3 separate regions of the Homo sapiens genome follow, and all the other regions are linked to region 2. A link is a contact called in ENCODE Hi-C or POLR2A ChIA-PET data. All regions are on one chromosome and are shown on one strand. The core of a region is the stretch at or near the end of the contact, and the rest is flanking DNA. Distances in the headings are between cores, read along the strand shown. Region 1 has its middle 20 kb from the start of LINC03141. Region 2 holds the start of NDUFA9 (NADH:ubiquinone oxidoreductase subunit A9). Region 3 overlaps LOC124900317 (a long non-coding RNA gene).

Region 1 (3,220 bases), core at 195-2,694, 620 kb before region 2:
TATGCGGAGACCTGAAGGATGAGTTAGGAATTGGCCAAGAGATAGTGAAGGAAACAGCACGCGCAAAGGCCTGAGGCAGGAAAAAGCTGGGGGAGAGGGGCAGTAATTTCAAGCAGCCCAGAAAGACCACTGGGATAAAGCTGGATGGAGAGGGACAGAGATGCTCAGAGGTACTAAGGTGGGGGAATGACATGATGCCATTTACATGTTGAGAAAAGCACTTGGGCCGCTGCGTGGAAAATCGTTTGGGGCTGAAGTATAAGAACTGGATCTCGGTTCTTACAAGAACCTGAATCTTAGCGCCAAGGACTCTAATGATCCTGCTCAAACCTCTCATTTGAAACACGAGAAAAAAACCCCAAAACACCAGAACTACAATTGTGAGAAGCCTTGGCCAGGATCGCACGTTAATCTGGTTGTAATGTAGCTGTGAACTAGGGTCTCTGACTGCTCTTCCGCGATTTATGAGCCCGTGCCCCCCTCCCCCCGCTGCCTTCTGCAATGGTGGAGTGGCCAGGAGATGACTGCCGGGCGTCGGAGTTTTGAGGCAGGCGAGGGTGGCTCGCAGGCCAGGCTCCTGCGGTCCGGGGAAGATGCGCAGCAATGCGCCTCCAAGCCGGGCCCAGGCCGAGCGCCTCTCGCCGCCGCGCACATTCCGGAGGGGGACCGCGGGGCTCAAAGGGCCTGCGGCGTAGGTGGCTCAGCCCTTTCCTTGGCTTTCCCTCCAGGGCCATACTTGCCGAAACCCACTGCCTGAGCCTCCCGCCCGCCCGCCGCGCCCCCGCCCGGGGCCGGGAAACGAGCAGGGACAACTCCCCGCCCGCGCCTCCCCGCGCCCGGCGGCCCGGCTAGCAACCCAGAGGCGCGGCGCTGCGATTGGCTGCGCGGGGGAGAAGGGGCGCTGCGCTGCTCCAATCGCCGGCCGCGCCCGGAGGCCGCGCCGCCAGGAGGCCGCGGACGCGTGCTCGCATGCCTGTGGTATTTGCTCAGAGGGGCATGACCACTTCGGGCAAGCCTTTAAATGTGAGTCAGCTTTCGGCCGATCCCTGGGAAAAATTCCTTCGGTGTTGTCAGGCAGGGTTCGCTAGCTGCAGCTTTTTTTTTTTTTTTTTAAACAATTCAAAAGGGATAATCCCGCTGAATGGGGAAAGGCATTCGGACCCCGTCTCCCCGGAGGAGAGGCCGTGGGCAGTGCCGGGGGCCAGGCCTCCCCGACTCTGGGCGGCCCCGAGGGGCTGGTTTTCTGGAGGGTCAGGGCACCTGCCCTTTCTTCCCTGCGCCCTCTCCCCAACTTCAGCAGGGCACAAAGGGCCGGGGGGCACGTAGACCGCGGGGCGAGCAGTGCCCCCTGGAGTTGTGCCCGGTCCCGGCCTCCCTTTCTCCCCTCTCTCCGCGCTTCTGCTCCTGGACCCGGCCTGGGGAAGCCGAGCGGTTCTAGGTCATCTCTCCACCTCCCTAAGCTTCAGTTTCCTCATGGGCGAAGGGGAAGGCGGACAGTAGAGGAAGTGAGCTGGCCTGGGAGTGTGGAAACTTGGCGTGTTCTCCCAGCTTAGTCTTACTAACGTGCTTGGGCAAGCCCCTTCTGCACTCCCGGCCTCAGTTTCCCCATCTGTAAGATGAGAGAGCCGGTCTGGAAGAGTCCATGAGTGTAGTGACATCAGGCGATCGCGGTACCCCTTCCTGGGGCCTGTGGGCGCGGGGTGGATAAAGCCCTGTGACTTGCCCGCCTGCTCCTGCACAACTCCATAGCTGCTCCCCCAGGCCACCCAGCTTCCCCTCCCAACGTCATCTTAGAGACGCCCAGTAGGCAGGATTGGGAGCACCAAGGGGAAAGAAGACCAAAAAAGGCCGAGGGCTGAGGGAAGTGAGTTGGGACTGGAGGGGTTTATGTGCAATTTGATTTTAAACGAACATCTTGTGCAGAAGAAGAGGCAATTTGGCACCTGTTACTGGTGGGTTAATAGCTTAGGCACTCTTGGTAATGGGGATACAATACTGTGAAGACCAGATTAGCCGACTGTGGCAGCAAATTATGAGTTGACCGGAGGCTGGGTGCGGTGACTCGTTCCTGTAATCCCAGCACTTTGGGAGGCCGAGGTGGGTGGATCACCTGAGGTCAGGAGTTCGAGACCAGCTTGGCCAACATGGTGAAACCCCGTCTCTATTAAAAATACAAAACATTAGCCGGGCGTGGTGGCAACTGCCTGTAATCCCAGCTACTCGGAAGGCTGAGGCAGGAGAATCGTTTGAACCTGGGAGGCGGAGGTTGCAGTGAGCCGAGGTTGCACCATTGCACTCCAACATGGGCAACAAGAGTGAGACTCCGTCTAAAAAAAAAAAAAAAAAAAAAAAAAAGAGTTGACCAGAGAGATGCCATAGAATCTCTGCGCTTGGGAATCTTTGAAAGATAAGGCAGGCACCACCCTCCCTCCTTTGAAGGGCTTTGAAATCCAGGCAGAGTGAAACTCTTAGAGCGCTCTGAATCAAGAGACCATTGGAGCACTGGCTACTTCTGTGTGTGAGAAGTGTGGTTTGGTAAAAAAGAGCATTGCACTGTGCTGCTAACACAGGGGTGTGACCTTGGGCAAGTCACTTGCCTATTCTCAGTCTCCTTTTCATCTGCAGCAGGATGAGGGATTAAGCTAATTGACCTCTTAAAGTCCCTTACAACTCTGACACTCCACGATGAAATGGAATAATGTGTGAGTAATTGCTTTGAAAACTGCATAGCACTAGGGGTCTTTTTGTTGTTATTTTTATATAGATAAAGGTGACCTGAGAGTTCATTAAACTCTGAAACTGGTTGTAAATCAGGCCATCCACAGCCTACCAGCTGAGATTGCAACAGGGCATTTTTTGGCGACAGGTTTCTCTGGCCTGTGAATCAGTATTATTTATTCTGTTTGTACTGTCAGTTCCTGCCCTGGTTTTGTAGCCTGAGGCAGCCACTCTTCGCACTCTGCCTTGGTTTCTCCACCTCACTTGCCTTCTCCAACTTCTTGTGATTCAGATGAATCATGCTATGCCTTTGCCAAGCTTGGATCTCCTGGAAACAGGACTGCAAATTTGGAGGAAGAAAAACGAGAACCAGATTGGTTTGCCACAACTAACTTTGACCATTCTCCTTTTTCCTTCTCTGTGATCTTCCAGTTGTATGGGGGGCTCTGGGATGTATGCAGATGGGGAGGGGGAATAGGCTGAAGATTGAGAAAGAAAAAGG
Region 2 (2,953 bases), core at 1-2,500:
GATAGAGTGGAAACAGCCAAGATTTCAAGCCTAGTAATAAGCAACTTCTACATCCCTACTCATCACAGGCCTTTTTGTCTATCCCAGAAACACATACTTTTCCTGAAAAAACAAAGCACTGGAAGGATTACCAAGTCTAGAAAGAACCCGCCCTCCCCAAACTAGGTGGTTTTCTGATAAGCCTAAGGTATGTTTCACAGGATCACTGGTTGCCATCTCCTACCCAGCAATCTGGAGAGGTTGACCAGAATAAAGTATTTTAAAATCCAAGCGCTTAGTCTAACCTGGAATTTCCTCAGTTTCTAGATGGCTCTTTGTAGAACAATGCAGATTCTCAAAGGTGACCACAGTTAAAGAAAAAATTACAAGCCATTGCGCTAGAGAGAGCCATCTGCAGTTTCTCCTTAGACAGATGTTCAGATGGCACACATGGCCACTAAATTTGCATAATATTTCAGGAAGTTCACAGATTTCCCGAAGCCCACTCATGAATCACACTTCTGGTTAAGAACTCCTAGATTCATATGCTAGTTGGTGATAAGTGCTTTGGTATATAAACTTAAACCAAAAATTGGTGGAATAATTACCACCTTGGATAGGATGGTCAGAGAAGTTTTATCCGAAGAGGTCACTTTTGAGCAGAGACTTGAGCTGGTGCAGACACCTGAGTGTGCATTCCAGGAAACGCGAACAGCAGGCGCAAGGGTCCCTATGAGAGAATGTGCTTGGCGGGCTCGACGCACATTTATTTACTTGGGACACACCCTATTTTGGTTTCTCTTCTCCACTTTTCCCCTCGTTCTTGTCCCCCCTTTTCTCTCTCCTGGGCCCTGGATCTCCTGAGCGCGGAGGGCTACGCCTCCTTCTTCCTCCGGACTCACCAGGGCTGCCAGCTTAGCTTACATTTTCAGGGAACAGGAAACTGAGAGTCAGGAAAGGTGAGCTCTTCTACCTCGGGTCTTGCCATTTTGCATGTCCTGAGTCAGTCACTGGTTAACTCTGAACTTCAGGTTCCTCGGCAATTAGAGATTATAAATAGCCTATACAGCCTATTCCAGATCTGAGATTCCAACAGCCAAAGTCTTTTCACTTCCTTTCTTCCCCCTCTCCTTCACTTTCCCAGCTTTCTTCTTAACCAACAATCTACCCGAAACCGTCGTTTCTTGGTTAGCGCTTGCGCAGACAGGCGAGAAAGGTAAGTTTTGACCCAGCTTAGCAGCCGTAGTCAGCCGGGAGTGCTGTCGTGGGGGATTGTGGGAAAAGATGGCGGCTGCCGCACAATCCCGGGTTGTCCGGGTCCTGTCAATGTCACGTAAGTGTTACCGGGAACGGCGGCCCCTGGTCGGGATTCCGAGACGGGGATTTAAGGTTTTGGAAGTGGCACCGTGCTGCAGCGGTCACGCCAACTTCCTAGGCACACTCTGGTTTCTCTAGGTTTGGAGCTGCCTCAGTCTGGTTTCTCCTTTCGCTTTCCGCTTCCCCGGCTCACATATTCAATTGTGCACCACCTTGGGAGGGGACAAAAGATCTTAAGCAGCTGTAAGCGAAGAGGAGAATGCGGGGGACACGTTAGGGATCGAGAGAATCAGAATTCTGATATGGTTGTAAGGGTTTAGGGTTATGAGAAATATTTGTATGGGGCGGGGGGAGAAATGTGTAAGGGAGGGAAAAAAGGCTAGTGGCGAGAGGTTTTCTTAGATTGATTTTATGACCTTGTGCAAACCCTTAATGGGTCTCAATTCATATGAGCACAATGGAAATGATAATATTACAATACCAGGGAGTCTCTGATAAGATTAAATGAGCTAATATTTGTAAAAGCATCCTTTTACCCAAAAGCGTCTCTACGGATGTAGAATGTGTTCGGCAAAGTGCGTTGGGGTCTGGGGGAGAGAGTGATGTTTGAGGAGAGAAGAATCAGGAGCTTGGTGGAAAGGAAAGTGAAGAATGAAGGCTATGTTAGAATTTGTTAGCATTATTTAGTTTCTCTTCTGTTCTGATTGGATCTGCTCCCACTCCTCAAACTGAAAACATACATTTGTCCTTCCACTCACTAAAAAGCAAGGAAATTAGAAATACGGTTACACTTCATCATTGTCCTTTCACCCTCTACTCTTCCACAAACATATTCCAATCAAACCCCCAAAGTTGTATTTTTCTTAGTGTATTTTAGTCGTTACAGAATATCATTTGCTTTCAAAATTGGCTCATGTCAGAATCACTCGTAAAGCTTTATAAAAATTAGAAATGAGGACTGAGTGTAGAGCTATTGAGTCAGAATTTGTGAGATTAGCTCCTTGCACCTTAAATTTTTAAAAGCACCACAGATAGGCTTGATGTTCAGCCTGAGGCAAGAATTAGGAGTGTTTAGAGGATCCTTTTTTTTTTGTTTTCCATCTTGGGTAGAACTCCTGCATACCACTGGGAAGGTGGTGGTGCACATCACTTATAGTGGATGGTTTTGTAGTCACAATGTCTTTGCAAAGACATTTGCTGGTTCTTGTTAAACTATTACAATTGTATGACGTAATGTAGATTGTGAATGGTAATCACTATTTATTGAGTACCTGCTATCTGCAATCTCCAGTTCTAGGTATTTTTATTAATTTTCCTCTTTTAACTTACTTTCCTCTGACTGACACCATAGCTTGTGTTCTTAACCACTCTGCGTTATTGTCTGGTAAAGTAAGTTTTTGAGTAAATTCTGTAGAGGCAAGTCTAGTATGTAACATAATCCACACACTATAGGACAGAACTGTGTAAGACAACTATATATAGTTAAGTGTGGCAAGACTATTAAGTATCACAGGAAATCATAAAAGGGAAAGATTAGTATCATTTGAGGTACTGAGGGATGATTGGAAGACCAGTGGAGAATTGTAGTGCTCCCACTGGTCTCTTTAGGGCTGTTATGATCTGGAAAGTCCTCTGGCAAAGACAAGTGGGTGAGAAT
Region 3 (2,982 bases), core at 331-2,830, 540 kb before region 2:
TTGTTAATTATGCTTGTTATTCTTTCTCATAAAGACACCTTCTAATTTGATATACTTAAAAAGGGTTGGAGAAATTGAAATATCTTTCATTTCAATATAAGTTTACCAAAACTTTTTTGTACATTGATTTTATATTATCATATACTTTATTTTTATTGTGGAAATTTTAAGAGCTGAAAATTTAGCACATTCAGTTTATGGCACTTTAAGGTAATTGTTGAAGTGGGTCATAAAATTAATCACCCAGAGTAGACTTATTCTTTGTCCCCCACCAAAACACTTAGTTTTCATTTTTTTTTTCTTTTCTTTTTTTTTGAGACGGAGTCTCTCTCTGTTGCCAGGCTGGAGTGCAATGGCACTATCTCGGCTCACTGCAACCTCTGCCTCCCAGGTTCAAGTGAGTCTTCTGCCTCAACCTCCTGAGTAGCTGGGACTACAGGCATAAGCAATCACATCCAGCTAATTTTTGTATTTTTAGTAGAGACAGGGTTTCACCATGTTGGCCAGGATGGTCTTCATCTCTTGACCTCATGATCTGCCCGCCTCGGCCCCCCAAAATGCTGGGATTACAGGCATAAGTCACCGTGCTCGTCCAGTTTTCATTTTTCAAGCCAAATCAATGAGTTAATATATGTCCCCAAGACAAACATTCTGCATTCTAATTCTAAGATAGTAGACATACTAGATTAGATAGATAGATAGATGATAGATAGATAGACAGACAGACAGATAGATAGATAGATATTGATAGAGCATGAAGCTGTACCATGAATTTATCACCGGGATGAAATAATGTGCCACCACCCTCAATACTTCCTACCTTCACTAACCTTATTTTATTTTCATGAGATTTGCATGATGGCAATATGTTCTTTGATAATCCTTGGGGGAAGGATGAGGGGACTCATTAGACAAATATTGGTATCATATTTTTGCCTTACCACACAACCTATCTTGCCCTGTGTCTAATTCCATGCTTTGCCCGTCACAGACGTATGTATAAGACAGAGAGAGACACAAAACCTTAGAGATTTATGTTGCCTTCATTAATATTTTCAGTTGTCCTTTTTTGGATGCCATGGAAGTTTGTACACTTGGCCTAATGCACCATAGTAAGTAAGATTTGGGATGAGAGAGAGTTAACAGAATTTTTTCCTTTTGTAAAGTGGGAAAAGCGCTATTGAGAAAGGGCAGGCAGGACCAGAGAACCAGCCCGACCCCCCAGCTGCAGGTGCACTGTCTGCTAGATCAGTTCAGGGAAGGGCAGATACGGCATTCAGCATCTGGAAATGGAGTGCCTTGAAACAATTCATGCCCAAATACCCCCTGGGAAGTCTTCCTGTCTCTTCAGGGACACTCACACTCCAGGTTGTAAACGGTGGTTCTAATACCCCCTCCTTGCAAACCACACCTATAAATAGGTGTGTAGAGACATAGAACATGTTATGAGCTTCACCAAGACCTTCCGAGCCACCATTTCCCCACTGCTCGAACCCTGACCACGGAACATCTCACAATGTGCAGGCAGCACATACCGTGATCAGTGCCACAACTTAGACTTAGTGCAATGGTGAAATACTGAGAAAGAAAAACCAAAGTGCCTCCAGGAAGTAAACAGCCCATGACAAGAGGCCAGACAGACCACACATGAAACAGACGCACCACACATGAAATGTGCATAAGAATACAGTGGAGATATTTACGCTTCTTGTTAAAAAAGATGGGGCAGACAGCTAGAGGGGTGAAGGAACTGGAAATACGGGATCTCAGAGACTAGGGAGACTTCCTGGAGTTGCATTTGTTTTAGAGACTCCGAGAAGGGCACACATGAGATTTGATGGAGTAAGGAAGGCCAGTGTGCTGATACCGTTTTAAAACTTCCACAGCTGTCTTCTGGTAAATGAAAATGTCCTGAAGTCCTTTCCTCTCCAGAGCTAAGATGTGTTTTTGAGCCTGACTTCTATATTCAGTGATAGGAGAAAGAGAGGAAGAAAGGGAGAAAAAAGGGGACAAACTGGAATTTCTCAACTTCTGGACTAGTGGTAGTCAATTGAGTTAATTTATACTAAAGTGTTAATGACACACAACAGTTATACCCTCCAAAGATCCCCTGTAGCATAAAGGCTCTGTGAAATACTGTATATGTTGAGGAATCAAAGTAACAAAGCAATAATGTAAAAGGGAAATTAGGCAAAAGGAATGGGGGAGAGGACTGGTTCTCAGCATTCAAGCAACCCAATCGGGAAACCCCCTGCAATGACAAAACTTATCTAGCGCACCAATGGGGCCAGTAGATATCATCTGCCAGTAGATGGCGGTCTTCATACTAATTGACTCTTCACTGGAACAGCCCTTCTTTCTACCAGATATTTGTAGGGTTGGTTGGCTTATTGCAGAGGTGGAAAAGGAAGCTACCTCCGCAGTGTAAATTGGAGAGCCCTGCGTGAGAGCTCCCCCTGCTCAAAATTTACTCCCTCACAGACTCGGTCACTTATGTCTAAAAGTCCTATTTATTCAACCCTTTATGGAGGAGGGCAGATTGCTGACAAGAAGTGAAACTGGGGTTAGTCATTAACACTTTAGCAGGAACTAATTTGGTATATTAATTCAGGAAAGAAAGGAACTTTCCAGGCACTGGACACTTAATAGCCTTCTTTAAAAGAAAAAAAAAAAAAAAAAGAAGGTGCCCAGACACAGTGGCTCACACCTGTAATCCCAACACTTTGGGAGGCCAAGGCAGGAGGATCGCTTGAGCCCAGGAGCTCCAGACCAGCCCGGGTAACATAGCAAGACCCTGTCTCTACAAAAAGAAAATAAATTAGCTGGGTGTGGTGGCATGTGCCTGTGGTCCCAAGCTACTCGGGAGGCTGAGGCAGGAGGATCACTTGAACCCAGGAGATTGAGGCTGCAGTGAGCTATAATTGTGCCACTGCACTCCAGCCTGGACAACAGAGCAAGACCTGGTCTCAACAACAACAGAAA

The links. A loop is a pair of places that touch in the nucleus more often than their neighbours do. ChIA-PET counts read pairs that join two places held with the same protein, here RNA polymerase II (POLR2A). Pooled maps may share reads with other maps.
Region 1: a map of CD8-positive, alpha-beta T cell shows a loop between it and region 2 (23-fold over the local background). The contact joins the enhancer-like site here to the promoter of NDUFA9 in region 2. A Hi-C loop is called at or near these places in 1 of 168 maps with a recorded cell type or tissue (CD8-positive, alpha-beta T cell) and 5 of 50 pooled maps. POLR2A ChIA-PET finds 5 or more read pairs at or near these places in 1 of 52 experiments (K562).
Region 3: a pooled map shows a loop between it and region 2 (2.9-fold over the local background). The contact joins the enhancer-like site here to the promoter of NDUFA9 in region 2. A Hi-C loop is called at or near these places in 2 of 37 single-sample maps with no recorded cell type and 6 of 50 pooled maps.

The regions. Positions count from the first base shown.
Region 1 is chr12:4,030,492-4,033,711 of GRCh38, forward strand. No RefSeq gene overlaps it. Among named protein-coding and RNA genes, the nearest start is that of LINC03141, 20 kb to the left of the region's middle. RefSeq lists a silencer at 671-910. Within about 2 kb of position 1,445, at least 21 of the 41 ENCODE cell types and tissues checked have a DNase peak (open chromatin) inside an H3K27ac peak, as active enhancers do.
Region 2 is chr12:4,647,864-4,650,816 of GRCh38, forward strand. NDUFA9 (NADH:ubiquinone oxidoreductase subunit A9) reads left to right here and starts at 1,251. Exons shown (of 11, transcript NM_005002.5): 1 at 1,251-1,312. The coding sequence starts at 1,264. AKAP3 (A-kinase anchoring protein 3) reads right to left here and starts at 1,188. Exons shown (of 6, transcript NM_001278309.2): 1 at 882-1,188. RefSeq lists enhancers at 613-662, 943-1,152, 1,021-1,676.
Region 3 is chr12:4,105,256-4,108,237 of GRCh38, forward strand. LOC124900317 (a long non-coding RNA gene) reads right to left here. Exons shown (of 4, transcript XR_007063173.1): 4 at 1-2,982. Among named protein-coding and RNA genes, the nearest start is that of LINC03141, 95 kb to the left of the region's middle. RefSeq lists enhancers at 2,128-2,422, 2,510-2,569. Within about 2 kb of position 1,581, at least 3 of the 41 ENCODE cell types and tissues checked have a DNase peak (open chromatin) inside an H3K27ac peak, as active enhancers do.